Linked DNA regions of Homo sapiens: all the other regions are linked to region 5. A link is a loop called in an ENCODE intact Hi-C map of the cell type or tissue named here. Cell type or tissue: endothelial cell of umbilical vein. All regions are shown on one strand. Region 1 holds the start of CTIF-AS1 (CTIF antisense RNA 1). Region 2 overlaps DYM (dymeclin). Region 3 overlaps DYM (dymeclin). Region 4 overlaps CTIF (cap binding complex dependent translation initiation factor). Region 5 overlaps CTIF (cap binding complex dependent translation initiation factor). Region 6 overlaps CTIF (cap binding complex dependent translation initiation factor). Region 7 overlaps CTIF (cap binding complex dependent translation initiation factor).

Evidence for each region. A loop is a pair of places that touch in the nucleus more often than their neighbours do. Peaks named below come from ENCODE experiments on the same cell type or tissue, not always from the same donor. Only the 100,000 strongest peaks of a DNase experiment are listed, where the experiment ranks them.
Region 1: it touches region 5 in a loop (5-fold over the local background); 17 of 110 quality-filtered maps call a loop at or near these places.
Region 2: a loop joins it to region 5, with 12 times the contacts of the local background. A loop is called at or near these places in 67 of 110 quality-filtered maps.
Region 3: a loop joins it to region 5, with 8 times the contacts of the local background. A loop is called at or near these places in 72 of 110 quality-filtered maps.
Region 4: it touches region 5 in a loop (4-fold over the local background); 13 of 110 quality-filtered maps call a loop at or near these places.
Region 6: it touches region 5 in a loop (5-fold over the local background); 59 of 110 quality-filtered maps call a loop at or near these places.
Region 7: it touches region 5 in a loop (2.4-fold over the local background); 18 of 110 quality-filtered maps call a loop at or near these places.

The regions. Positions count from the first base shown.
Region 1 is chr18:48,840,567-48,844,566 of GRCh38, forward strand. The region is part of intron 10 of CTIF (cap binding complex dependent translation initiation factor); the gene reads left to right. CTIF-AS1 (CTIF antisense RNA 1) reads right to left here and starts at 1,312. Exons shown (of 3, transcript XR_935449.3): 1 at 923-1,312. RefSeq lists an enhancer at 3,972-4,000. In endothelial cell of umbilical vein, no CTCF peak of the experiment used is centred here; DNase peaks (open chromatin) are centred at 975, 1,155 and 2,105; H3K27ac peaks cover 2,214 bases.
Region 2 is chr18:49,236,612-49,240,611 of GRCh38, forward strand. All of the region lies in intron 13 of DYM (dymeclin), which reads right to left. Among named protein-coding and RNA genes, the nearest start is that of MIR4744, 190 kb to the left of the region's middle. In endothelial cell of umbilical vein, a CTCF peak has its summit at 2,050; a DNase peak (open chromatin) is centred at 2,020.
Region 3 is chr18:49,176,552-49,180,551 of GRCh38, forward strand. All of the region lies in intron 14 of DYM (dymeclin), which reads right to left. Among named protein-coding and RNA genes, the nearest start is that of MIR4744, 130 kb to the left of the region's middle. In endothelial cell of umbilical vein, a CTCF peak has its summit at 2,433 (motif pointing left); a DNase peak (open chromatin) is centred at 650.
Region 4 is chr18:48,833,314-48,837,313 of GRCh38, forward strand. All of the region lies in intron 10 of CTIF (cap binding complex dependent translation initiation factor), which reads left to right. CTIF-AS1 (CTIF antisense RNA 1) reads right to left here. Exons shown (of 3, transcript XR_935449.3): 3 at 1-1,686. Among named protein-coding and RNA genes, the nearest start is that of CTIF-AS1, 6.6 kb to the right of the region's middle. RefSeq lists enhancers at 1-24, 2,487-3,387, 3,388-4,000. In endothelial cell of umbilical vein, no CTCF peak of the experiment used is centred here; a DNase peak (open chromatin) is centred at 1,548; H3K27ac peaks cover 760 bases.
Region 5 is chr18:48,679,172-48,683,171 of GRCh38, forward strand. The region is part of intron 6 of CTIF (cap binding complex dependent translation initiation factor); the gene reads left to right. It overlaps LOC105372107 (a long non-coding RNA gene), which reads right to left. Exons shown (of 4, transcript XR_007066460.1): 3 at 3,786-3,981. Among named protein-coding and RNA genes, the nearest start is that of MIR4743, 11 kb to the left of the region's middle. In endothelial cell of umbilical vein, a CTCF peak has its summit at 1,870; a DNase peak (open chromatin) is centred at 1,940; H3K27ac peaks cover 1,279 bases.
Region 6 is chr18:48,779,870-48,783,869 of GRCh38, forward strand. All of the region lies in intron 9 of CTIF (cap binding complex dependent translation initiation factor), which reads left to right. It overlaps LOC107985147 (a long non-coding RNA gene), which reads left to right. Exons shown (of 2, transcript XR_001753444.2): 2 at 1-285. Among named protein-coding and RNA genes, the nearest start is that of CTIF-AS1, 60 kb to the right of the region's middle. RefSeq lists enhancers at 1-42, 675-1,306, 1,937-2,568 and a silencer at 1,127-1,309. In endothelial cell of umbilical vein, no CTCF peak of the experiment used is centred here; a DNase peak (open chromatin) is centred at 1,602; H3K27ac peaks cover 1,673 bases.
Region 7 is chr18:48,755,642-48,759,641 of GRCh38, forward strand. CTIF (cap binding complex dependent translation initiation factor) reads left to right here. Exons shown (of 12, transcript NM_014772.3): 8 at 2,278-2,764. Among named protein-coding and RNA genes, the nearest start is that of CTIF-AS1, 84 kb to the right of the region's middle. RefSeq lists enhancers at 1,850-2,438, 2,439-3,027. In endothelial cell of umbilical vein, no CTCF peak of the experiment used is centred here; no DNase peak of the experiment used is centred here.

The DNA.
Region 1 (4,000 bases), 160 kb after region 5:
AAAGAGTACTTACCAAATCCCTACTGACACCCTGGGCAGCCCCAGGCCCTTTTCTCAGCCCAGGCCTGTCTGCTCCTCCAATGGGTGGCTGCTCCTCTGAGCACAATGCTAATTATGCCCTTAGCACAGCCCGATTCTTCTCTGAACAGTAACAGAGCTTAATTGTCTCCGGCCCAGCTGTCCCTACCCAGTTGGTCCTTGGTTACTGCATTCTGCCCAAACCCACTGCAGAACCAGCTGCACTCCCTCACCCAAAGGATAGCCCTCCAACCCAGCTCCTGCCACAAGGCTTCACTCCACCCCCACCCCCACCCCCACCCCAGAAGATGGGCACCTCTGTCTGGAAACCAGGCTACTACAAGTGTTGATCCTTCTTCAATACAGCATGCCAAGATTATCATGCAAAAAAGAACATGGTTTAAGCAAAGGTTTCTTCAAAATTCCGTGCTTGGTGGCAGAGGAGTGGGCCAGTGTGTCCCTTTTCTAAGTCCTCCAATGACCCTTGCTCGTTATTTATGCCCTCCCTGACTCATGCTCTGTAAAGTCTGAGGTTGGTAAAAGCCCCCTACATTTAAGAGGGCACCTGGTTAATGTAGGCATCCCATAAACAATCTTCTAAGAAGCTTCTTCCCAGTCTCAGGGAACTGTAGGTTGGCATAGCCTTGCAGATAATCTTGTGCCCAGTTGGTGAGCAAGCAGGGGCCAGTGGCTGGAGCGGCCCCTGGGCTCTGGGCATGGGGAGGCCCTCCTTCTGAGCTGATGGGTGGCCTCTGCAGCCGGGCCCTCCCTGAGCTTCCCTCTGGGACAGCAGAGAACTCAACCTCTCTGCCTAGGGCAGCGCCCTCGTGGCCCCGGCTCAGCCCAGCTCCTCTAGGGAATTGAGTGGCTGGACTGTGGTTTAGTCGCCCCCAGGGAAGCTTACCCAGAGGAGGAAAGGACTGTTTCGCAAGCCAGGCCCGGCGTTCTGAGCTGGCCTGTCCGCCCCTGGCATATGGCTGGGCCTGTTAGGAAATCAAGGAGACGCTCTGTCTCTTTCCAGCAGGCGCCACTTCTGTCTTGCCACTGCTTTGCTCGATTCAAGACGCTGGCTCGGGGGCCAGGCTGGTGGGCAGGCAGGCGGGCAGGCGGGCAGGCCCCTCTCCCACCAGCCCGGTGCCTGGGAAGCGCTCACTGTCTCCTCAGCCGGTGTTATCCCAGGGGTCCCGCACCTGGCTGATAAGGCCAGGCGGCTATCAGTGGCCATCTCGGGTGGGAGGGCAGGGTGGCTCTCAGGGAAGGATTCCAGACTGTTTCCTTCTGGGGCTGAGCTCCAACGCCCTTATCTCCTTTCCTGCCAGGCAGGGACTCCTCAGCGCTCACACACAAAAGAGAACTCCACCCAAGACGCACAGCCCCTACCTACTGGAAGGTGGAGGAGGCTTTGCCTCCGGTTTCATTAAATCTACCTGGTTCTCAATCGGGGGCAGTTAAGTGTGCACTCAGCTAATATCAATGTATTTGGTCCTGCCAGGGGGTGGGAGGGTTGGAGAGACGGGGACGTTCAAGTAATGGAGCTGCCTTGGTGGCTGTTTTCGAAGCTCCTGGACTTGTCAGTCAACTGAAACGTCTCTTGGAAGAGAAACAACCAGGGGATGGGCCAATGCCAATTACAAGATTCAGGGGCTGCGGGGATGGGGAGGTCAGGCCTCATGGGACTGAGTAGAACGAGGGTGGTGGGGCCTGAGTGTGAAAAACCAGGCCTCGCTCAGCCCCGCTCTTGGCTGCCTTGAAGCCTGTGAGGCAGGAGGCCTGGTGAGTATTATTCCCGTTTCATAGAACGCAGGCCTGTGGGTGGGAGTGCTAGAGGGAATACGGGAATATATTATAGAAGATGGGTCAACGGAATCCTTGAGAGGTCAGCCGAGCGCCCATTCCTGTTAGCGCGGAAGGGAGAGCCCTGGCCTCACAGTGTTCCCAGGATTAATGTTCCGCCTCAGAAGAGCAGCCTACCCCCAAGACTCTCAGACTTACTGCTGGGCAATGCTTTCCAGAGGCCAGGGCTGGCCTAGGTGACCCCACAGGGCCTTGTTCCAGCCCAGCAGTCGCTGATTCTACAGGCAAGTTACTATGGGAACTATAACTTTGAATTTCCTGGCTCTGGGGCTGTGAAAATCACAACCTGAACCTTCCGTTGATGTGGGTTTCTCGATTAATTTCCTGTTTGATTGTTTACTTTAGAGAGCGGAAAATGCCTTTGCAGGCAGCTAGCTCCCTCCACGGAGACACTTATCACACCCTGCCCCCACAGCCAGCAAGGTCAAGTCCAGGCCTCAGGTGGGTGGAGGTAGGGGCCAGAAGCAGGGGCAGGGACTGGGGGAAGGGGCTGGAGCTGGGGGCAGGGAGGAGGCTCAGCCAGAAGCAGATGGCAGCCTGAGCCCCCTGCCCTACCCTTCTGCTTGCCCGGGGTCCCAGCCTGGTGGATGTCGGGGCTGTGGAGGGACCTGTGATTTCAGAGACCTGTGAGCCTTTGAGGGGAGCCTCCCACCCACCCCAAGCCCCAGGACTGGCCCCTGGCTGCCCAAACTATCCCCTGTCTCAAGGAGCTCTGTTGTGCAGAGTCAGACATACAGTGCAGTCCTTCCTGGAGAGGGTGGCCTCAGTGGGGAGGGTCAGAGATTTCCCCCTAGGCCAGGCACTGCTGACTGGGCTGCCCAGTGCGGGGCTGGGCGTAACTGCTCTTCTACCCTTCTCTCCTCCATCTGCCCTCCCCAGGGCCCTGCGCTCCAGCAGGGAGCTGTGCCCAGTGTTCCCAGTGACCATAACTCCATCCTGTTCCCTGCGGAGTGGGGAGGGCTTGCAGGCTCAGGTGCCGCCTGCGAGCCAGGAGTTCTGATCTCCTGTGATGATAACCACCCATCTCTAGGCCATGGGACACTCGGTAGCCTCTCGAGCCCTCCTCCCCACCCCAGCTACCCAGCCCCTAGATGGCCCTGAGGCCCCATTTATAATGGGGGCCCTGAGGCACGGGGAAGGGAAATGGAATAGGCCAGAGGGCTGTGGACTACCCAGGGGATCTGGGAGGCCTGGGAAAAACTCCCAACCTCCCAGCACCCCTCCCTTATCTAGGTGACCGTATATGATCCACATCAGGGCAGTTTGGAGAGTGGAAAGGATGCTTTTACTAATGACTTTGAGATGACAGGTGAAAACTGGAACTATTCCAGGCAAACGAGATGTGCCATCACCCCACCTTTGGCCGGCCTCTCCCCATCAGCCTATTTATGTGGGCACTCACTGGGGAGCAGGAGTGAAGCTATTTTTCTACCTACTTGTGTGCTCTTGGAGAAATCATTTCCTTCCCTGTGCCTCAGTTTCTGTAGCTGTGACATGAAGAGCGTTGCAGTGGTGCCTAACTCAGATCATCTGGTAGAAAGATCAAATGGATCTTTAAAAACACACAGAGCACATAGAACAACCACTCAAAATATGTAAGCCAGGTGAGCATGAGGATTCCGAAGGTGCTGTTCACCCTCAGAGGCCCCCTCTCAAAAGGGGAACCTCAGAGCTGCCTTAGGCATTTCCTGTTCACTCCTCAGGAGGGATCTTGGACTGGGGGCAGTGAGCACAGAAGAAGCTTCCAGAAGGGATGGGGAGGGCCTAAAGGGGAAGCTGGGAGGCACTGGCTGCAGGCACAGCTGCTTCCCTGGAGTCTCAAACCCACCCCAGGGTCCTGGGGATTCCTGGCTGCAGGCACTGTGAACAGAACTAGCCCCTGTCTAGGCCACTAGCTGGAGCTTGGTCCACAGGAGAAGCCGCTGGAGTTGTAGCCCTGCCTTCTGGATCCAATGTCTCCAGAAGAATTTGGTGTCTACCCTGAGCCCCAAATTATATTTCCAGCCCCCGGGCCAGCTGTGGGATGAAGCATCCCCCATGTGACATCCACTGTCGCTACTTTGTACGGGGTGGTTTGCAAGCCCGGCAGGAAGGAGGCTAATTATTCCCTCTGGGGCGCCTGGTCCGC
Region 2 (4,000 bases), 560 kb after region 5:
AATGGCAAGATTCAGGAAGGGAAATAGGCAGGGGTAAATTCCAAGAGCCAATTAACAATGGGAAATGAAAACAAAGTCTTTTAAAAATAACAACGTAAGTAAATAGGAAAATGTGAACTTGCTCCCAAAAGGCCACTCCGTAGGAGCCGGGCCTGCAGAACTCCCAGCCTCTGAGGTAGAGGATGAAAACAACATGCACGCGAGAGTCAGATTAGTCCAAACCATCTGCTCTTTGCAAATATAACTTAGCAAGGTGAACCAAGGAATCAGTGGTCCCTCATCTTGAACTTGCTCCTGCTAGACTTTCAGTCTTTTTCCTTGTTGCTTAACGAAGCTCAAGACACACATCAGATCTGGGAGCAGTTCACCTAGCCCTACCCTCTTGAAGAGAGAAACTCTCCTGCAGTTGCTTATCCAGGTATCTTCATGCTCAATTTTATTAAGCAAATTATCCATAAGGGTCTCCTGCTTGGAACCCGGGAATCAATCACTTTATGGGACAAGTACTAAAGGACTGTACACACTGAAAGGTTAGGTAACTTCCCAAGATCACACGGCTGGCAAGAAATGGAGGTGGGTCTCCCATTCCAGTGTTCACACTGTCATACACTGTCTCTGATGCATGAGTGAATATTTTCTTTCCAGAGCTGTTTGTATGTGTCTAGACATGCATTTATATAAACAACTTAAATGTCGTAATATATGGCATTAGCAATATTCACTGGATAAATTCAATGATATTTTGAGGCCATATATCTTTCAACATAGATTATATTATGGAAAATGCCTATAAAACTTTTTTTTTAAATTGCATATACGCAAGTAGAAAATCATCTAGAGTGTTATACAACAAGACATCAATTTAAGGATTACTTGGAAGCAGACATTATATTAACAGTTGGCTTCAAGTTTGTCTCTATTTTTTGTAATCAGCTTATGTTACTTTTGTTCTTTGAGTTATTTTTGAATCATTTATTCTAAAAATATTTATGTGCCATGTATTGTTATAAGGATACCATTAGTGAAAAAAATAAAGATCACTGCCCCTTTGGTGCTTACATGGTAAGAGATGAGAGGAAAAACATACACAGTGAAAAGGCTAGCTCTCCTCCCACCCCATAACCACTTTTATCAGTTTCTTGTGTGTCCTTCCAGAGTTTCTGCATGTAAACAAAGATAAATGCAAACAAATATTATTTTCCCCTGCACTAATCACATACTACATGTATTATTTCATATCTTGTATTTTTCACGTAATATATCTGAAAGAGCCTTCCATCAGTACCTTACTCTTTTTTTTTTTTTACAGCTGCACACTACTAGATCAATGTACCATATTTAAGTAGGTCTCTGTTGGTGGATATTTGAGTTGTTCCTAATCTTTTGCTATTATAAAAAATACTCCCAAAATAAACTAGTACATTGTCATTTTGCACAAATGCACGTAGGATTGCTGGGTCAAAGGGTGATGTTATTTGAAATTTGGATGGATATTACCACATTCTTCATAGGAGTTGTACCAATTTACACTTCAACCAGAAAATTTTGAGACGGTCTGTTTCCACATAACCTGGAAAATGGATTTTTCTAATCTGATAGGTAAGAAATAGCATGTCAGTGAAGTTTTAAACTGCAATTTTCTTATTAGACTTAAACTGTGCATTTTAAGCTATATTTAAGAGCTATGTGATACCCTTTTAAGTAACCTTTAAAATTGTGAAATTTGTGAATGCATCATCTTTAGGCAAATTGGTTACTGCCTCCATAGTGTCTACATGCAGCAATGGATCTGGCTTGAATTAATTAGCTATGTATTAATATTATTATTTAATATAATAGTATATAATAATATTATTTCTTCACTCTTGATGTTAAGAAAGTTAATAGCCAGGATTAGACTATAAGGATATTAACTGTTGTATTAGTTCCCCTAAGCCTAGCACAGAGCCTGGTGCACCTTAGTGTCCAATAAAATGTTTGCTTAAAAAAATGAGCAACAAAAAAGATGTTTTCTTTGGAAGTTATAGTGCAACAGCACCACCAAGGGGGAGCTTTAGCTAAAGCATCTCCCTATCAAATTTCCTCCAGCTGAATCGCTTGAACCCAGGAGGCAGAGGTTGCAGTGAGCTGAGACCATGCCATTGCACTCCAGCCTGGGTGACAGAGTAAGACTCCGTCTCAAAAAAAAAAAAAAAGAAACACTCCTCCAGCCAGATTTCCAAGCCACTGTGAATACATAATCAAATTGGAGACACTGTGAATGCTGTTTAAATGGCACTTGCAAACAACCCTCAAACTCCACCCTCCAAATGCTGCCCCTCAGCCTCTCTTGTATAGAACTTGAGCTGTTATTGTCAGAGTGAACATCCAGCCTGCCACACTGCCACAAGATAACACAGCCCTACATTTTCTCAGACTAAAGACAAGATTTGGTCAATATCAACAACTCAGTGGCCAGCAAGTGCAGCCACATGAACATGCATCTTACAGGAACTCTGTGCACTTGCTCCTCTTCCATTTTGACTATAAGTGAAGACACCTGTACTAGATAGTGGACATTTCCTGCTCATCAGAAGAAACTATGGGAAAAAGTCAGGGAGAGAATGTTAATGTCAAATGTAAATTAAAGGAAAAAAATGCAAAGAATAGCATTTGAATGGATTCAGCTTAAATTTTCTATTTTGAACAGAAGCCTGGATATTGATCTTAAGAATGAAAGTATTCATTTTCCCAGCTACAATAAGCAATAATTTATAAAACTTAATTCAACAGTCTCCTAGCAGTCTTGTGGCAGCTAGCATCCAAAGATGGCCACAAATGAACCACATCTCCCAGCACTTATGCCCTTCTGTGGTTCTTTCCTCTTGAATCTGGGCTGGTCTCGTGACCTGCTTTTGACCAATAAAATGTAACATTCAGGGATAGCTGAGCTAGGCCATAAGAAACCTTATAGTTTCTGCCACTCTTGGGATGTCCCCTCTTGGGAACCTGCCTGCGTTGCGGTGAGGAGGCCAAGCTTCATAGCAAGGTCACAAGAAGAAGAACTGAGGTGTTCCAGGCAACACCTCAACAGATCTCCCAGCTAGCATCAACTGCCAGCCTTGAGATGGGAGCACACTGGACACCCAGCCCAGCTGCTCTACGATGGCAAACAAGAGACCACAAGTAGAGAATCAGTTAGCTAAGCAATCAACCCAAAGCCCTGTGGAGGTCATTACAAATTGTTGTTTTAAGCCACTAAGTTTTGGGGTAGTTTGTTACACAGAAATAGACAACAGCAACAAATTTATTTCATAACCACACCCAGGCAAGATAAGCAATAAACTTAAAAGGCAATTTAGTACAGTAACATTGTTTTTTTATGACTTTTTAGAATAGAGACCATGAGCTCTTACAGAGAATAAACATGATTTATATATTCTGTATACCCCTTCTCTTTCAACCTCTGATAACTATGTTCTCAATAAATATTTATTAAATGGAAGCATGAATAATACAAATATAGTTAAATATTGATTATACTGATGGAAGGAAGGTATAATTCAGAAATAGTAGATATTTAAAAGTATATACACTGAACTCTGTAATACAGACATGCTCACATCCACTCTACCTATCTCATCCTGAAAGGGCATTAGAGTGCTGGTTCTTATACTTTTCTCAGGGCCCCTTTCAACTCTTAAAAATATTAATGAGAACCCCAAAGAATTTTTTCATATGTCAGTTATACTGACAGATATTAAAACTGAGAAAATATTAAATATTTACTAATTCATTTAAATTTAATAATAAACACATTACATGTTAACATTAATACAGTTAATGAAAAAGCCCCTTTAGTCATTTGAGAGATATTGGTTCACTGAATTATGCAGATCTTCCAAATGTTGACACATTTCATCAAATAATAGTTTTTAAAATCCATATTTACTAACATCATTGATGTTATAACAAAAGTCTAAATTATTAGGAAGTTGTCAAACTCATGATGCCAAATATA
Region 3 (4,000 bases), 500 kb after region 5:
AGGCACGTGTCACCAAGCCTGGCTTTTTTTTTTTTTTTTTTTTTGCAGAGATGAGGTCTTGCCTTGTTGCCCGCACTGGTCTTGAACTTCTGGCCTCAAATGATCCTCCCACTTCAGCCTCCCAAAGTGCTGGGATTATAGGTGTGAGCCACTGTGCTTGGCTTCTTTCCAATTTTGACTAGATTTGGTCAGAAATGTTATTTAGCAAAAATTACAAAATTAAAAATTGGTAATTTATCTAAAAAGCACTTTACTCCTTTTATACATATTTCATGGACAATGGATTTTAAAAATGTATATATCCTTTATAAACTAAACTACGATGAAAGTCTAATTTTTTATAATTAGTATGCAATTCTAAAGATATCGATCTTATTAGAAGTTTTATGGTATTTTCTCTATTAGAAAATTATGTTCTGTAAAGAAAGAGATTTTCTGACTTGAAAGAAGTTTGGTTGTCTTTTTCGGTGACCCTTTCTTAGTCTCTTGAGAAAATTGCACACCAAGGAAATAGCAAATCTGTCCAGTTTTTTAAAAATCCTATGGCACAGTGTCACTAATTTATGGGAATAATTGGGATCGAAATAACATTGAAAGAGAAAATTCATTTGGAAAGTGGAATGACCTCACAGTGAGTGCAAGAGGAGCCAGGATGGCAGGGTAGAAGTTATTATTATCACAGGTCATAAGGCACTTCCTAAGTGTAAAGAAATTTCCTCTCAGGGGAAACCTACCAAATAAAGCATGTTTACTATATGTCAGATTTTACAAAGATAGTCACAGGAAACATGATACTGCTAACTTTGGGGAAATGCTGCAGAGTACCTATAACTACGTTATAACACAATTGATAGCCAAAATATTTCCCAGGTGTTGGACCCTTAATTTGAGAATCTCAACTGGAACTTTGAAATTTCTTTTTTGCTTAGCCCTTAATCTTAATTTAGTGAATATAATTAGTCTTTGGGATGGCCATAGGAACAGGAAGCCTTAACTGGAATTATAGGTCTTTACTGGTAAATGCCTTTTTTCAACACCTATTAGCTTCATCACTATAAAAAAATCTTATGTCTGTAAAAACTTTATCCATTTATTTCAACTTCCTTTTGATCTTTGTGTACCTAATTATTAATTTATACTTGTCCTACACATTTTTCCCATGTCTTCCTTTATCTTTTGTTTGTAGGTTTGTCTCATTTCTTATGTGAATACAAGTTCAAGGGCACAGATGTCCATTCCTCTTTTCTTCTTTTAACACTTCCACAATGCCTCCTGTATATACCAATGGTTTCAGTGGGTTAATGATCCCTCATTTTCCTTTTAAATAAACTATCTACTGACTGGTGGATAAGATATTCTTTGAGTTAAAGTTCTAAAACTACTTTTTAGAAAAACCACAAAACCAATCATATATTTACAGTAACTTCATAAGAAACCCATCTCTACTGTGACTCATCCTGAATAAAGAAGTAGCTCCCTTTCCAACCTCTTAATACATAAACCGAAACCACAAAGAGAGAACAATTTCCATGAATGAAGTTGTTATCAATGCCTATAGGAAAGCCATGGATTTAACTCCTTAGGCCTTAAATTAGAATCTTAATTTAACACAGTTCTCAGAAAGCTCAGTTACTGGCTTCCTCAGTGAAAGCTTCTAAATAATAAAAGCAACAAAGAAGAAAGGAAAACCAGAATGGGAATATGTGGAAATGGGAAAAATCTAAGAGTAGTGTGACCAAAAAGAGAAAAATGGGCCTCAACATCAAAGAAGGAGCAAACTCAGAATTCCACTATGGTTTAGTACATCAGTACATGCTCAAATCAACAACCCTGCAGCAATGAGAAAAAGATTCAAATGTGTGTAAGGTCTTTACTTCAAACTCCTAAAAGTCTGCAATAGCAAGATCTCTATCCCAAATACTTTCTAACATTTTTAAGGTGGCGCTTTAGTGAAACATACTTTTGTTATTTGGAAAATATGTGGAACTGCACAATTCCCAAGAATGCTAGATAAATGATGTATCACTTAAAGATTCTTATGGTTTCAAATAGCCCAGTTATTTCAATATCAACAGAATATTTCCAAAATGATAAAATTATAATTCTTTCTAATAAAAATACACTAACAATAGAGAAAATAAACGATAGTAATCCTCAGAAATAACCATGGATTAAATGTACTTTTGGAATATAGTCCTTTATTATAACTACCGATAATTACAGAGGTAGAATTCTATCAGTAGTTTTAAGAATGCCACCATCTCCAGATAATATTATAGATCAAATCAAGTTGGGTATAACCTGATAGGAAATAATCTATTTTAAGAACTGTAATTAATGTTTAACCATGTAACCCCCCCACCACGCCCCCATTTTCCTAAAACCCAGACATAAATTCATGCTTCGTGCTCCCTCTGCTGGCTCAAAAGCTACAGTTAATTCCCATTACAGCACACTGAAGGGCATTGATACATTATATTTGGGATCTTCACAATGTAATCCAGCTCCCTTCTTTGAGTGTTGATGAAAAACAAGAGAGGTGACAACTAGACCACAGTCACAAAGCTTTCTGAGAGCCAGAACAACTCTGGTCTTTTGACTCCCAATCCAGTGCTCTTTCCATTCCATAATGATCTCACTGCCTTCATGTATGAGACTATTACTGAACTTTATTTTGCTATGAGTTATTTAAAATCTGAAGCTCAGTAGCTTTGGGTTACACAGACTTTTCACTGTACTGTAATTACAACTGATAAGGAGATTTGACCAATATTCAGTAAAGATCTATTAGGCTTAAAGAGTGTCTCCATTTCTAATTTGTTTGAACAGTGTCCAATTTAAGACACCTACTGTAAAGTTTCTTGATATACTGAGTACTTAAAATGTCACCTAATGTGATTCTACCATTTGCTTACAAACCATGTCACAACTTTTGACTTGGAATATATAGTTACCACACAATATATCTTCAGGTCTGTCAAAACCATAAAGTTATTTTGTTGTGATGATGATGATGATGATGACAACAACGATGAATAGGCTTATAGTTACCATCTATAGAGTATCTATTACACAACAAATACAGGATTGGGTCTTTAGAGAAATCATTGTCAACATAAGGTAGATATTACTATCCCTATTTTACAGAGAAGGGAGCTGAGGGAAAGTAAATTGCCCAAGGTCTGTTTAACACGAAGTATCTACTGCTTCCTCTGTATGTAAATGCTTTGATATTTTGTTCATTCTTAATCAGCAGAGATAGCAACAGTAAAATAATCTCTTACTACCAGCACCATCATTTCCACTTAAGGCAAAAAAAGAAAGCAAAAGATACTTTATTCAAAGCATGAATCTGTTGAACTTCTTTAAAGTTTATACTAAAGTGGAGAGGGTTAATATTTTCCTTACTTTTGGTAGAGGAAATTACATGACCTAGACTATAAATGTTAGTATTTAATTCCAGTTTACTTTTGTATAATAGATGTATTTAATTATTTGTCAAGTGATCTGTTGTATGGAAAAACCTAACTCTAGTCTGATAACAATGCTAGTTAGATAGAAACAAACAGTCCCAGATTAAAGAATCTAATCTGTTCAGTCAAAAAGTAAATATTTATTAAGCTAGAATATACAAGTCTATCTTTGTAAGGAAGACTTTTTTCTTGATAAGAGATATAAATTATTATCTAAATCATGGACAGCTTTTATTCAAAATGAAGTTTAATTTCTGTGTTCCTTTTGAAACCAGAAAACTATAGATGTCAGTGCCCATCCTCGTTCTCTGGTAGTGATTAGTTGTTATTTTCATAAATGGGAATCATATTAAATAAAGAATTTAAATAGGAAAACAATGTTAAAGTGAACACCTTTCTCAATTATTTATCAGTAACCTATATGGACAGTACAGGCAACAAATGTCAATATTCTAGAAATGAGAAAGTAGCCTATGGTAAACTCCACATTAAGGAACTTAAAGAAAATTGATAAATGATTGTAAATT
Region 4 (4,000 bases), 150 kb after region 5:
AGTGCCCACCAGTGAGGGTGGGAGGGTAGCCGTGTGGGCTGCGAGTCTTGGATGCCTCTTGCTGATGCGGAGAAGTGGATGAGTACAGATAGTGTGGGCTCGGAGGTCCTGCAGCCCTCTGGGAAAGATGCCCTCTTTCCCATTTCCTCTCTCTAAATGCCCCCCTGCCCCCGCCGCCCTCCACCTCTCCTCAGACTCCTTGGACGTTCCTAAAGCCTGCCTAGTCCCATCAGATCACCTCACCCCTTTCCTAGGTAGGAAGATGTAGGTGCACAGTGTCCCCCTTCCGGGGACTTTCACATTTTGAAAGGAGGGGTGGGGAGAGAAAAATGTGTGCCCCAAAGGAACAAAAAGGGTGCTTGGGATTTGGGAGGGGTAGGGAAGGTCACTGGCGCCACCAAACTCTCCCCAGAAAACACCTGCATGCTTAAAAGCTTACCTAGAACCCCCGAAGCCTGGCCTCTGGATGGGGGGCTTCCCAGGTAAGAGCCCCTGCTCTAGAAGTGGAATGTTAGGTTTTCATACAGGCAAGAGGGAAGGTCTTTATTGGTCAGAGGGGCCTTCCAGATCACCCTCAAAGCAACTGTGCAAAAGATTCCAAATGTTGGCCCAGCGCAGAGCAGGACTCTCTCAGATTCCAAAAGCCCCTGACAGCTCATTTTTTCCCCAGAAGGGACCCCAGCTCTTGCACAAACCCCTTCTCTCCCCTTCCCCCTCCTTTCCCCTCCCCTCCCCTCCCGTTCTCTTCCTTTCCCTTCTCTCTGTAGATGAGGGTCGGCAAATGTCTGGTATGAAGGGCCAGATAGTAAATATTTTAGGCTCTGCAGGCCAAGAGGCAAAGCCGAGTTTAACCACATCCCTGCGAGGTGTAGGGCGTGAGCAGCAGCATGTAACCAGGAGAGCAAGCGCCTCCACTCTGTCTTCATAGCGGAAAAAGCAGCCGTAGACGATATGCAAATGACTGAGAGTGACTGTGTGCCAACGAAACCTTATTTATGGACACTGAGATTTGAATTTCATATAATTTGTATATGTCACAAAATATTCTTTGATTTTTTTCCCCAACTACTGAAAAATGGAAAAAACTATTCTTAGCTCATGGGCCATAAAAAGCAGGCCATGGCCAGATTTGGCCGGTGGACTATAGTTCGCCCCTCCCTGATCCCGCTGTGTGGTTCTCAAGTGGGAAACGCTCCTCTCCTCCAGATGGTTTCAATGCACATTAAAGTTTGAGAGCCACTGTCATAAAGGAGAATTTGCAGTTTCCCAGGTGATGCTGATGCCGTCATTAGGGGGATCCCACACTGAATATGCCCAATCTAGTCTGACCTTCACCCTATTTTACAGATGGCAAAACTGAGGCCCAGAGGCAACGTACCTCTATCATATGAGCCCAGGGAAAGGCTTCTTTGTCTCAGGATGCAGAGCTGGGTGGTTTTCTATCTCTAGCCGCCTTCAGCGATCTGCCCTGCCAGCTCACACTGCCCAAGGCTCTAGCCGAGATACAGGAAATGTGGATGTGTCCCCCGGAGCCCGAGAGCAGCAGGGCTGCAGTGAGTCATTTCCCGTGAGTGGAGCTGGCATGCGCTGAGCCTTCCTCGTGCTGTCAGTTCGCTCCCTTCTGACCACTCCAACCTGCGCTTTAGAGGAACTCCCTGCCAGCTTCCGGGAAGCGAAAAGCACCCTCTGTGAGAAGGGAAAAAGGAAAGAACCAAGGTTTGCGTGTCAGACTTGCGTGATTTCAAATCCCATGTTCGTGGTACTGCCTGGGACTTGAAACAAATTCCTTCACTTCCTTGAGCCTCAGTTTCCATCAGTAAAATGAGAAAACAGCCCCTGCCTCTGCGGGGTTCCCAGAAGACCTGGAGATTAAATCTGTCCAGTGTCAGGCACACGGCAGGGAATTTTTATGGTGTCTTTATTGGCCATCCTGGCATTATGCATTAGCCACAAGGGTACCCAGCCTCAACCTCAAAAGCCACAGAAAAAGGCCACCTGATCCTCCAGACAACATGTGTGGCCATGGCTGTGCTGATGGTCTTACAGAGGCAGTCACTGTCCTACACTCCTGAGACATTGCCATTGACGATTTAGGTTGTGCTGTGTAAGGCTCATGTACTTGGGTCCCTTGGTGGCCTTCAGGGTCTGAGAACCCTGAAATTGTATGCAGACATCTGTGAACCTGTGCAGAGGTGCATTTTTCTGGGAGAGGTGCAGATTTTTCATCGAGATCCTCAAAGGGATCCATGCTCCCAAGAAAGCTAAGGATCCCACATCTATAAGCACAGTGCAGAAGGGAGCCCCAGACTTTCAAGGCATATTCCTGGATTTGAGAATCAGCTCCCTGACCCCCATGAGTGGCCTTGGGCACACTGGAGATCATCTGATCTCCCCCCTCTGGCGTGGTCCATAAAGCAGTGATGGGACTATGTGAGGATCAAGTAGGACATGTCAGGCCAGGTGTGGAGAGGGGACTGTGTGGGAGCTGTCGGTCATGGTCCCTTCCCACCAAGCCCCCCACCTGCCCTCACCCCTGACTTGGCTGCCCCCTACTCAACCTTTGGGTTTCCTCTGCAGAGAAGCCTGCCCTGATCACCTCATCCATCCAAAGGGGGCTCCCTCCCAGCTCCCTGTTTGCATTTGTCATTCTACCCCTCTGCCCCCCACTGTAGGTGGCCTGGGGACAGGCACCGGGCTGTTTGGTCCCCATGGCCCCAGGCCCTCTAGCCCATGAACATTTGCTGCAGGAAGGCACAAATGCATACCCCCGCCCTAGGAGCCACTGCCTTGGAGCCCACCCACCTCCAGGCCCCACCTCCCTCCTCCCCCAGCAGCTGCTTCTCTAAAGAGGCAGCTCCCACTGTGCTCTGGAGCATTCAAGATCCCAGCAACAAAGTCAGAGTTAAAAAGTATATTCTGTGCTTCTCCTGGAGCTGACGTGGTCCCATCAGGTGCCCCCTCTTGAGCACAGCCAGCAGCCCCCAGAGAGGCCCTGGGCTGCCCTTCAGGGTCCCCATGCTCAGCCTGGTCTTTTTCAAGGCCTGATTCTAAGGGCTGTGTGGGCCCTGCTTGCTCTGCCTGGAGGACAGTGGGGTCACCACTGGCATCTAGGGGACCCCTCCACCACCCTGCTGCCCCCTAAGATGCGTATGGGGCAGGCCCTCCAGCTTCTCACACCTCAACTCCAAAGGCCTGGGCGATTATGAGGCACCAGTGAGTGAGATCCCCAACCAACCCCATCACTTCAGCCCTCCAGGTCCCAACATCCCACCAGGTCCCCCTGGACTGCCAGCACCTGCCATTCCCCTAGAGGGGCAAGGAAGCAGGGTGGGAAGCCCCAGGAGACTGCCGTTGGTCATGCCCAGGTAAGGATTAGCCAGGCCTTCCTCCTCCACTCCTCTCCTCTTTGCCTGGTGCAGGAACAACCAGCTAGGAGTCAGGAAATCTGAGTTCTGGTGCTGGCTCTGCTGCCACCCAAGCTGTGCCTCTGGTTTCCTCCTGGGCACCGCACATAGATGCCATCTGTGAGTGTGTCCCCTGCTTAGTCCACATCACCTGCCATCAGCCTGCTGAGAGGGCGCCGGGGCCCAGTGGGACACCCTGGGAAATTGTCAGCTACTAGTCCTGCATCCCTGCCCACATTTGGGCTGTTTGTCCCTTCCCATCGCATAAGGAGCGGGGAAGGGCAGGAAACTGAGGCAGCCAGGGTTTGACAGCAAAGCCTGCACTGCCTGGCCTGGGGGCAAAGGAGTGAGGTCCAGAGGTTACGAGCTGCCAAGGACTGGGGACCTCATCTTTCTCCTCCTGGCTCCCATCCAATGCCCAGGGGCTGGGGGGTCTCCTTTCCCGGGGCCTCCCATACACACATTGGTAAAGGGAGGAACAACAGCCTCATGGTCTCGGATCCAAATCCTCATCCCTGTGCTCACGAGAGCCCCTCCCTAGAGCAAGGGAGCACTGGTGCCTGCCTCACAGGGTGGGGGCGAGAAGGGGGCTGTCT
Region 5 (4,000 bases):
TTCTGCTTTGCACACAGAACATTGTGTAATTCACCCAAAATAATTTTCTTCCAGCTTCCATTTCTTCTGCTGTAAAGTTGGGGGTCATATACCTGTTCAACTTACGTTGCAAAGCTGTGCTAAGAGTCAAAATACAATAAACCAGTTCATATAATGACAGGGATTTTTGAACTTAAAAAACACTCTGCAGATGTGATGTGGCCTCATGAAGTGGTAGTCACATCTGGAAGCAGGCAGAGAACTGGCAAGCTTGGCAGATAAGAACTGCGCTTGGAGATGGTCCAACAGCTTCCTTCTGTGGGTTTCTTGGCGGGTGGGAGATGGAGGGCAGGGACTGTTGGCTTTCCCCAGCTCCTCCTGAGACTGAGACCTAAAGGGTGACTGTCTTCCTGCCCTTGACCTTAGACAGAAAAGACTGTTGGGGGAGTCTTCTGCTCACCCATTTCTCTTTCCTCTTATGTCCTTCCCTCTTTCTTGCTCAAATCTTCCCCCTCTTTCATGGCCCTGTTCCAATTTCACCTCCTGCATGAAACTATTCTGGATAAATCAGACCACATCAGCCCACAGAGGTTTCTTGGTTTTTTGGGGGTCTTGATTCTAGGCCAATTTTGAGGTTTTCCCCTTTTTTATGCCCCTCCATGCATTTGTGCCTCCTGGAGGAGGTAGACCTGGAACTGGGCCTTGGGGGGTGGCCTGGGAGGGGAGAGGGACCTATGGGGAGAAAGAGAATTATGGTCAGGAGAAAAGGAGGCTGTTGAGAGTGGGGGAGTCCAGGAGTCCTCGAGAGGGGAGACTGTATGTAGGGAGAGCAGTTGGGGGTGGCCCTGGACGTCTTGGGACCTGACCAAATAGGGACTCAGCCGAATGCTCTCCAGCAAGGAAATGCAGGATGGAAGGAGGATTCAGAAGCCGTGGGACAGGGCCTGACTGAGCCTATGCCCTCCTCCTGGAGACCAAGAGGGAGTTCCCAGGATCTCCCTCCAGGCACCAGGGAAGAAGTTTTGTTATTTGTTAGGGACAAAGGCTAGAGCCCTTTAAAAGTAGGACTTGGCCCCAGTGGAGAGGTCATCTGTCCATGCCCTACTTTGGGCCAGACCATATCCAGAATCCCTTGATGAGTATCAGAGGGCTTAATCCTTCAGGGAGTAGGGCCTTGAGGCCAGCATGGGACAGGGAGCTGGGACAGTAGGCTCAAAGAAGGCCAGATTGAGGACAGCCTTCCTCAAGGTCTCAGCTGGGCCAAGGCCATCACACAGACAAAGAGCTGCTGGCCTAGCCCTGCTGGAGGAATGAGCTCAGGGTTGAGAAGAGGCCAGCAGGGGTGCCCGGTACACAGTGAGCAGGCCCCAGGCTGGCCTGAGTGGCCCTGTCGACGGATGCCCAGAGGCAGACCCACCCTGCACACGTCCACCCGCTTTGATGAATGGGGCCACACAGCCCGCAGCCTTGCCGTCCCTGTCCTTCAGCAGTTTCCAGGGTCTGGTTTAATCCTCCCACTCCCTGAGCCAATTTGGCGATGCCCTTGATGACTTGGGCCAGGCCTGGTTGATTGAGATTGCTTGCCGGTCCAGCATCTTCCCTCCTCTGTCCTTTGTGGAAGGAGCCGCCGGGGCTTGGGGGAAGAGGAAGGTGTCGCCAAGGGTGTGAAGCATCCATTATTCCTTTATTAGCCAATGTCCCATTTCTGGTCTCATTCTCCTTCCTGGCAGCGGTGAGTTTAGGGGCGGAGAAGCCCAGTTATTTTAGTTTCCCCCTGCTTCTGTCACTGGGAGCAGTGGTGGTGGAGGGGGCGGGGACGGACAGGGCTACGTGCTCTCCAGCAGGCATTTGTGAATGGGCCTCGGCTCCCAGGCTGACCCGCCGGCAGGCGGCCCCCCCAGGACACACTGACTCTTACTGGCTGGAAGGCGTTTTTCCAGCATTGCAGCGGCCAGGCAGGAGGAAGCTTTCCTCTGGCCCAAGAACAATACCAGGGTCAGCCCAGGGACCTCCCTCCTACACCCTCTTCCTTCCATTGTGAGCTGCTGCACAATCCCAGGCCCCTCTGTTCTATACAGCCAGGGGGGCTGGGGGGTCAGGCCCAGGAGAGATTCACAGTGTGTGTGACACCGTCAGTTGCTTGCCTCCACTTCCCAGGCTGGGCCAGGGATCTGGAGGCAGCCGATGGCCAAACAAACCAAGTGAGTGAGTGGCCATTGGGTCCCTGTCCTTTGCAAGGGGCTACCTCCAGAGTGGGGCCCCCAGCTGGATGCTACCACTCTTTCCCTCCTTTCCCCATTGACTCGTAGCCTGCCAGGGCTGGAAAAGACCCAGAACTTCCACCTACAACCCCATTACAGACGAGGAAACTGAGAGACCCAGAAAGGCAAACTTCTCATTGCCTTGCTTAAAAATCCTTCACTGATTCTCAGGGCCTATGGAAAACCCTGGACTTTCCTTTAGCCCAGGGCCTGCTGGCACCCCCGGCTTCTTTCCTGTGACTCCGAGTCTGTCTGTGCTCTCAGCTTGGTGACTGATTGCCAAGCCCCTGATCCAGCAGCACCAGTTGCCTTCAGTGTCCTTCCCACCTCATCCACCTGCCTGCCTGCCCCACACCTGGTTTTTGTTTGTTTGTTTGTTTGTTTGTTTTTTGAGATGGTGTTTCACTCTTGTCACCCAGGCTGGAGTACAATGGCTCGATCTTGGCTCACTGTAACCTCCGCCTCCCAGGTTCAAGCAATTCTCCTACCTCAGCCTCCCAAGTAGCTAGGATTACAGGCGCGTGCCACCACACCCGGCTAATTTTTATGTCTTTAGTAGAGATGAGGTTTCACCATGTTGGCCAGGCTGGTCTTGAACTCCTGAGCTCAGGTGATCCACCTGCCTCGGCCTCCCAAAGTGCTGGGATTACAGGTGTGAGCCACCGTGCCCAGCCCCACACCTGTTCTTCAAAGACTCTGCTTAGAGGTCACCTCCTCTGTGAAGCCCTCCCTGATAAGGGACTTTTCCAATGCGTTAGTTTATTGATTCACCTGGCTCCTCCAGCACTTAATATATTCCTAGAGCACAGCTGCCCCTCCACATCACTGGTACACATGCATGCCTCACCCACACATGCATCTCTCCCTGAAACACACATGATCCCGGGAGCCAAAAGCGTATCTTATTCACCTCTGCAGCTCTTTGCACAGGTCCTCAAAGTGTGGCCCCTGATCAGCAGCAGTAATATCACCTGGGGACTTGCTAGAACTGCAAAGTCTTGTGTTCTATCTTCACCCCAGTGAACCAGAAACTCTGGGAGAGGGGCCCAGTGGTCTGCATTTTAACAAGCCCTCTGTGATACTGATGCGTGCAACAGTTGGAGAACCACTGCCTTACGACCTACTTGCAGGCCACTGGCTTTTCACTACTTCTGGATAGTTCAGGGAGTCACTGACATCACCTTCCCCTATCCCCTTCTATCTGCTGCTGAGATTTTTGGTTGGTTGGTTTTTACCATTATTTTGCTCAAATGAAGGACAAAGAATTGTGCCCTGTTTGACAACCCAGGACATGGATTTGCAAATGGTTTGGTGATTCAAGGACAACATGGTCCCCCAGACTCCAGCAACTGCTCCTGTCACTGGTCATGCCTCAGAGGACCCCTGGGTCCCGACAGCCCTGGGCGGGCCATTGGGGATTAGGGTTTCTGGAAGGCTCATTCCCTTTGCACCAAAGATAGAAACCTCAGCAGAGTCCTCAGTGACGCTGCGTATTTCCAGGTGGTCAAAGCCAACACCTGGGGTGGAGATGTGGGGGCAACCCACCTGGATGGGGCGAAGCCCTGGGCTCAGTGTTCCAGATCTTTCCTTCCAGCGCACTGCTTTGTGTGTGTGGCAGATGAACCATCCACAGCGTGCTGGGCAGAGGCCGACAGGGAGAGGAGTTTGTTCCCTGCGTGCAGAACCTCTGCAGCGGCGGGCGCTGACACCGAAGCACACTGGGTGGCAGGGGGAAGCCTCCCTGGGAATAAAGCAACAAA
Region 6 (4,000 bases), 100 kb after region 5:
CTTCCACTTGGCAGCCCTAGGTGCTGGAGGCTGCAGCTCTGGGTGAAGGTGGGCCCTGGTCTGTGGGGTATGGGCATCTGTGAGCACCATCTGCATGCAGCCCCGGAGGTCAGGTGGCAGAGTCTCCCATGACAGGTTCCAGCAGCAGAAGTCCTAAGGAAGCAGCTTGTGTCTCAGATGAGGCTGTGTACCTCCGTTGCCTGTCTAGGCTGGAGGAAGGGTGATGGCACCTTTAACTGGTCCCTTCCTTACAGATCACTAAGTGTAAGAGGCCAAGCCTGCAAAGAAAAAAAGGGAGAGGGAGAGAGGAAAAAAAACTAGAGCCTGTGCGCTATGTCATTTCTAACACTAAATGATTAAGAAGTGAGGACCCTGGGGTGTGAGCCAAGGCAGCCTGGGTTGCTCAGTCCTCTAGAAACCCTTCTAAGCTTTCCTCAGCACACAGCCCAGAGTGCTACCCGGAGAAAGAGCCACCTTGTAAATCGCTTTCTTCACTGTGCTGCTATGCCTTTCAAAACAAAAGCTAAAAACTCCTCCCACCCCCATACAACTTGATTTATCATGACCCCGTCATCTCGGTGTCCCGGTGTTAGTTCAAAATCAGGCTCAAAACTGCAAAGGCTGGAGGGAGACTGTGGGAGGGTGAGGGACACTTTATCCAGCACGTGGCACACGCACCTCTGCCGCGTCGGTTCATGCGTGTCCCTCCCTGCGAGCTTGGCGGGGCACTGTGGACACTGGGTTCTCTGCCTGATAAAGGGGGATCCTTTCATGTAGCATGCATCAAGATGCATGCATGGTGTGCTGGGCTGTCTCAGCCACTCTCCCAGGCTTCCCTCCTGCCGGTCCGCACACAAGAGGCAGCGTGCTGGGGAGCCAGTGGAATAAGGGCCCCACAGGGGCAAGATGGCCAGAGGCCATTTCAGCATGACCAGCATTTATGGATCTCCTTCTGTGTACCTAGCAGGGCAGAGTGCAGGGGTAGGGCTTAAGGAGGGGGGCGTGCTGATAGCCTCAGGAGGCCCATCTGTCCCTCCCTCTCTCCCTGGACTCCTCTGTCATCCCATCCCCTCCTAGCTGGCATGATTTTTCCTGTACTCAGATCGCAAAAGACTAGCAAGCCAATATGTTTGCTGGGGGAGTCACAGAAGGCGAAGACCCCCCCATCCCTGCCTTCACGGAGCTTCTGGCTTTGTGAGCCCCCCTCTTCTTGTTGTCAGGCTCCCAAATGACCCCAAAGGGTTTGCTTGCAAAAGTTTGTCCTCTGGACTTTGTGTTTTTCCCCATCTGCTCTACCCTCCTAGTGCCTCCTGGCTCCGGCCCCAGCGCCAGCCCCTGTCTGTCCCTGCAAACACAAGTCAGCTGTGTGTGCAGACAAAGCCGTGCGCCGCAGCGGGGGCCGGGCCTGCAGAAGGGACATTTCCAGGGAACTCTGGGGGCGGCGGCTGGGAGGGCAGAGGCGACTGTCTGATTAGCAGAGACTCGGCGTCACAGTCTAGGGCAAAGAGGGTGCGGGGGATTTGGCCGGGCCCCAGGGGCCAGTGGCTGTGGGTGGTGACCAGGGGAGGCAGCCAGGCTGGAAGAAATCTGCTGTTTGAGAAGTGGAGGAAACGGGCTGGAGAGGAGAGATAACAGCCCGTTCTCTGTGTATCTGCATGCGTCTGCCGGCGAGGGTGGCTGGAGCCGGGCGGTCTGAGGCCATATCTAGCGAGATTTTTGTTCTGGGTTGTGAAAGTGACCTATGGAGCCAGCAGCAGGGTTCAGGGCCTGGGAGAGAAGACACGTGGCCCTCCCCTCTCCTCCCCTTGTCTTGTGTTAGTCTCCCCTCCTCTCCCCCTTGTCAAACAGTAGAAAAGGGAGGGGGCATGGGGGCAGGAGAGGAAGCATTCTTAGTGCGGTAAAAGGCCTGGGTTTCGGTCTGGATTGTACCACTAATTTGACATATGAACTTGGATACTTCCCCTAATATTTCTGGCTGTCTCTGTCTCATTGGCTGTAAAATGGGGATTATTTATAACTGCTCTGCATAGCACGCATGAAATAAGGACGTGAAAATAGTTTGTAAACTGTAAAGTGCCACGTAAATGTTAAAGAGTTGTACTGATTCAAACTGCTTTGAAGCAGGGGCTGGGGCTGCTGATTAAAGACCTGCCTTAGATGAACTAGGTGCTGAGTGGTGGGCAGGAGGGTGGGGTGGGTAGGATCAAGACTTAGGGACCCAGAAGTTTCCATGGAGGCAGGGGTGGGTCACGGGCCCAGCCAAGTGAGCCCTGCCAGAACCAGGACCCAGGGCAGGCGTGGAGGGTGAAGTCCAAGAGCTCTCTGGGTGGGGGTGTTTGGTCATGGGCTTGCAGATTCAAGTAGAAGGTGGCCTGGGTTGGGCATGGACTTCTCCAGGGAGACAGGGGAAGCCATATGAAGCCCCTTGCCCATCAAGCTCCAGGGCCCCTGCCTGGCCTGGAGCATAAAGTCCCACTGATTGCAGAGGGATGGGGGCAGCACTCTGTTTTCCTCTCCTGAGCCTCTGCCACCCAAGGAAGCCAGGTCCCCCTGTCCCCCCACCCGCTCCCCATCCTGACCTGGAAATCAGCCCTCTCTGATGTGGAAACTCAGGCAGGAGCTGGCAGGGGTGACAAGACTGTGAGCGGGAGAGAAGCTGAGCTATTTAAAGCGTGCAGCGCCCAGGGGACATGAATGCCACCCACCCACAAGGCCTTCTCAGCATTCGCTTTCCCCTCCTTGGCCCAGATCCCAGGCCCTCAGTGCACCCACAGGGCCACAGGTCAGGTGCCCGAGGCTCTGGGAAGCTGCAGGCGGACAGGTCCTGGGGCTGGCATGAGATGTGGTTCAGTCCAACCTCGGCTTGGGTTCCCTCCTCTGGGCCTCCGGGCTGAGTTGGCGGGGCCACACAGACTCCTTGGCTCCTGTGCCTTATAAACAGGGCTGAGTGTGAGTGTGGAGCTTAGAAGAGGAATGCCCACGCCTGTGGCCCGGGGCAGCTGCCACCACCCACCCCCACTCCACTGGCTACCAAGCCACCAGACTCAGAGAGCCCATGGGGCAGGAGTGGGAAGTGGGGAGCTTCGCCTGTAGACCCTTCTCCCCTGCCCAGGCCTGGCTTCCCAGAACACCCCAGATTACAGATGTTTTTCTCCTTCATCTCCAATTAACATTTACCTGTCCTGGGTCCTAACCTTTAGTGAATGACAGGGTGTACTGTCCCTCCCTTCCTATCTGGGAAAGGCTGATGTCTTAGCTGGGAAGAGCAACTGGGATCCAGGCCTGTTAGACACAGGGTCCCATGTAGGCCACCACAGGTCTGGACCACCTGGGAGGCCTAGCTGGGGGGCTCCCAGGGGCCAGTCCACCAACCACAGCTGGTCTACATTGCACCAGCACGGCTTATGTATGGAATGACTTGAAAAGTCGTCGACTGCCCTTTCTGGGAAGGACTGGCTACTACTCTGAGATTGCATCCTTCCTACCATATTGGCATTAAGTTGTCCTTTCTTTTATGATATGACGGATGAAGCTTTAAAAAAAAAAATGCTTAGCAAAATAAAATGTGGGCAACCCTCAAATTTTACCAGTCCAATAAATCTTGGAGCTCAGGACTCTGGTTCCAGAACAGCACGGTTCACCTGGATACCCAGCTCTCCTGGCACTGAGGAGCCCGGGGATAAGAGGAACTGTTGAGTGTGTGGGGTACAGCCTGGGGAGGCCTCCGACCCTGGGGCTGCATGCCTCACCCTGACAGTAACTTGCAGCTTGAACTGCCAGTTCATCTTTACACCTGGGATTTCCACCCCACCCCACCTCCTCTATCCTCTCGGCTGGAGACACTTCCTCCCACGTGGCTGGGAATTCAGTGTTTTGCTGTCTGCCGCAGGCTGCCACCATCCCGTAGGCCGGGGGAAACCTGCGGAGGCTGCCTCCAGGCAAGCGCTGCCTGCCGACCACCGCCCTCTGACCCCAGTCCACCGAGCCCCAGAGGCACCCA
Region 7 (4,000 bases), 76 kb after region 5:
CAAGTGTCAAGGCAACAGTGCTTTTGCCCAGGAATGTATATCAGAAACCAACAAGATTGAACTTGGACACCAAGGATGAAAAATGCCACACAGGCCTCCTGAGAAGGGCCCAGGGTATGCCTAGTCAGCAGGATTCAGTTCAGGGTACCAGATTTTTACAGATATTTTAATAATGACTCTTAAATTATTGAAATAAATATAGACAACCCCAAACCTTGGACACTGTATATAAAAAGAAACCTAAGAAGACTCTGAAAGGTAGAAAGAAGACAGACAGGCCAGGGACCTTGGGAACTGAAGAATGACACACTGGTGAGTTCCTGGGGTTTTCCTCTTGGCTCAGATATCCCAGACTTGGAGCTAAAGAAACTGGAGACCCAGAAACACCATGAGGCCTGAGCAGACAAACGGAGCCCCAACAAAAGTCCACTCTTTCTAGCCAGAGGACCAGGGAAGGGGCAGCCTAGCAAGACAGAAAACTCGAGACAGTAGCTACTTTCCTCCAGCCAAACACCTCTGCAGGAACTGTAGCCACACCCCCACCCACCACTCCAGCGGAGGCCCAATGAGGGGCCTAGACAGTGACAAGGTACCCAGCACCCCAACAGGGTGGTGTCAAAGGGACTGTCATCCCCATTGGGGATAATGAGCTACTAAGCTTTTCAATGGAGGCTTTTCAGTGAAAAAAAAAATTTTATTCATTTTAGTGGAAAAAAATAATGCATTTAACCCCAACCCAGGATACCCTCAATTTTTCACAGATAAAAATGTATCAAGTAAATATTAAAATTGAATTTATATAAGTAATAAGCAATAAGTTGTAAGTAAATAAATACAATTTGTTCATAACATGCAATGCAATGAAGGTCTGTGGTACCCAAGATAGGTCACGGAGGAGGTGCAGCGCTTATTCTTTAGAAGCTAACATTATCTTTCTGCAAAATCTTTCCACTATTTTACAACCTTTGCAGAATTCATGCTTATCTTGTGCTCCAACTGCACTTCCAGTAAAGTTGTGGCATGGAAAACACCCTGAGGGTAAAATGGAGTTTGAACATAGTAGTGCTTTCAGTGGCAGGAAGCAGCCTTTGAGCCAGCCAGAAGGGTCATGAGAATGTCCCTCACCACCCCTTCACTTGCCTTTTGGCCACAACTCAAAAGTTTGGGGTTTGTTCCTGCTGCACAACTCACACCTGTTCCCTGTGCTTAGAAAGTGTTGTCAGATGAGCCTGTCTTGACCTACACCCATCATGTTAAATATTCCTTCTGTATCTGTTTGCTAGGTTGCTGTAACAGAGTACCACTGACTGGGCTGCATAAACAAGAGGCATTTTATTTTCTGACACTTCTGGAGGCTGGAAGTCCAAGATGAAGGTGTCGGTGGGGTTGGTTTCTTCTGAGGCCTGTCTCCTTGGTTTGCAGATGGTCACCTTCTTGCTGTGTCTCCATGTGGTCTTTCTTCTGGGCATGCAGCCTCCCTGGTGTCTCTGTGTGTCAAAGGTTCCTCTTGTTATAAGGCCATTAGTCAGTTCAGATTAGGGCCCATCCTAACAGCCTCGTTTAATTTAATCACCTCTTTAAAGGTGATCCATCATGTCTTATCTCCAAATACAGTCACATTCTGAAGTATTGGGGGTTAAGGCTTCAACATATGAAGTTTTGCGGGGTGGATGGGGGACACAATTTAGCCCATGAAAACTTGTTATAGCATATGTAGTTTGTGGGTTTGGGGGTGAAAATGACAATGTTCCAAAAAAAAAAAAGTTGTTTGAAAGGGATATAACTTTTCAAAAAACATTATGGTGAACAGTCATTCATAGGAAGGTGCTTGTAAGAAGCAGGTCTGCGTATGCATCTTTGCTGGTACATGCATAGAATATGTCTGGAAGATTCACACACGTGGAACGGCTGCTTCCAAAGGCCATATGTGATGACAGAGTCAGAGGCAGGAGGGTTCACTGTTATCTGCTACTGGATCTTTTTAATTTTGTTCCACATGCTTGCATTCACACATATTCTAGTAAGCGAATAAAGTACTGATTTTAAGGAAAGAATTGGCTTTGGTCCTCTGCAGTAGCAAGGACCGGTCTGCCTGTTCTCGGCTGTATCCCCAGGGGCTGTCACAGACTCTGGCACGTAGAAGGTGCTCAGGAAGTGTTTGTTGGAAGAATGAATATATGGACAAGGCAATGACTTCCTGTTCTGGCGGCTGGGCACAGGGACTCTGACCAGCCCGCCCAGTGATCGCCTTCTCTGTCTTTCCTCTTCCGTTTGCAGGCGGCAGCAGAGACCTCCGGGGGGCAACAAGCCCCAACAGCATGGTGACCACCAGCCAGGCAGTGCCAAACACAACAGGGACCACCAGAAATCCTACCAGGGGGGCTCAGCACCCCACCCCTCAGGGAGGCCCACTCACCATGGCTACAGCCAGAACCGGCGCTGGCACCATGGCAACATGAAGCACCCACCAGGCGACAAGGGGGAGGCAGGCGCACACCGCAATGCCAAAGAGACCATGACCATCGAGAACCCAAAACTGGAGGACACTGCAGGGGACACCGGGCACAGCAGCCTTGAGGCCCCCCGCAGCCCTGACACCCTGGCCCCGGTGGCTTCTGAGCGGCTGCCCCCACAGCAGTCAGGGGGGCCAGAGGTTGAGACAAAACGTAAAGACAGTATTCTTCCCGAGCGCATCGGGGAGCGGCCCAAAATTACCCTGCTCCAGTCTTCCAAAGACAGACTGCGGCGAAGGCTAAAGGAAAAGGTACCGGTAATTGAATTTTTGTTCTTCTCTTGCACCAGGGAGGACAGCAAGAGGTAGGCACTTTGGTAGGTGGGCACAGTGCAGAGCCTTGTGGGTTTGAGGGTCTAGGGAGCCATGTACAGGGAAGCAGGGGCTTCGGTCACTGTGGGGACCAACCACACTGGTCCACCACTGCCAGCAGGTAGGGCCATCATGAACCCCTCCAGCACACTTGGGCTTTTCACCTTCCAAACTCCAAGAGGCCCAGGGTGGGCACTTGGAACCAGCCCCCAGCCCAAGGGAGTAGGGGGAAGAGATGCATGCCTGGGAGTGATGGGGGAGGTGCAGGGAGCATATTCTAGGGTTAGATATTGTTTGTGCTGAAGAGCACTTGGGGAAACATGGAGCTTATGAAATAAGAACTGAAGCTTTTCTACAGGTGAGTACCATCCAGGCAGTGGTCTCTGCCAGAATGGGGAGCAGAGGTGAGTTGTTCAGAGTGGGGGCAGGCTGATTCCAGCCTTCCTGTTTCCCGCCTTCATCACCCAGAGGCCAGGGAGTGCTCTACAGTGCACACCGTAAGGTGGCTCCATTCTCAGCATCACGCAGGTGCCTACCTGTGCCAGCATGAACCCGAGAGTGAGGCCTCCTTACTTTTGCTCCCAGGAGGCTCTTTCTGCACCCTGGTCCTGGCCTGGCCTGTAGCTTCAGGAGATGACCCTAAACCTCCAGAAGAGGGATGGGGATTTGTACTTGCAGCAGTAAGTCCATTGTGCTCACCCCAGTGCCACCACCCCCGACCCCACTGCCCAGCAGGGGCACAGGAAAGGTCACCCTGGAGAGGAACTGTCCCAAGAAAGGCCAACTTGCCCACAGCCATTCCCACACAGCAGCAGGGCCTACAGAGGCTTCCTCCTGGGGCTTCCGCAGAGCTCCATGTTCTGGGCTTCTCCTCCATCCTCCCCTACTGCCGACTCTCCTCAAGCTCTTGCCCCAGAGGCCAGGCCCAGGGTCCACACTCAGGCAGGATAAGGCAGGTCAGACCTCTTCTTGGATCCACTCTTGAAGATGAGATGCTGCTCCCAGTATCCTCTCCACCGAGTCCTCTAGAGTTCTGCTAAATGTAACTGCAGGGCAGCAGAGTGGAAACAGCACGGGCTTTAGAGCGCAGCTGAGCAGGCTCAGACCTCACTTTGCCTTTGACTGGATGGGTGGTCTTGGGCAAGTCACCTAATCTCCCTGAGCCCCAGTTACTCA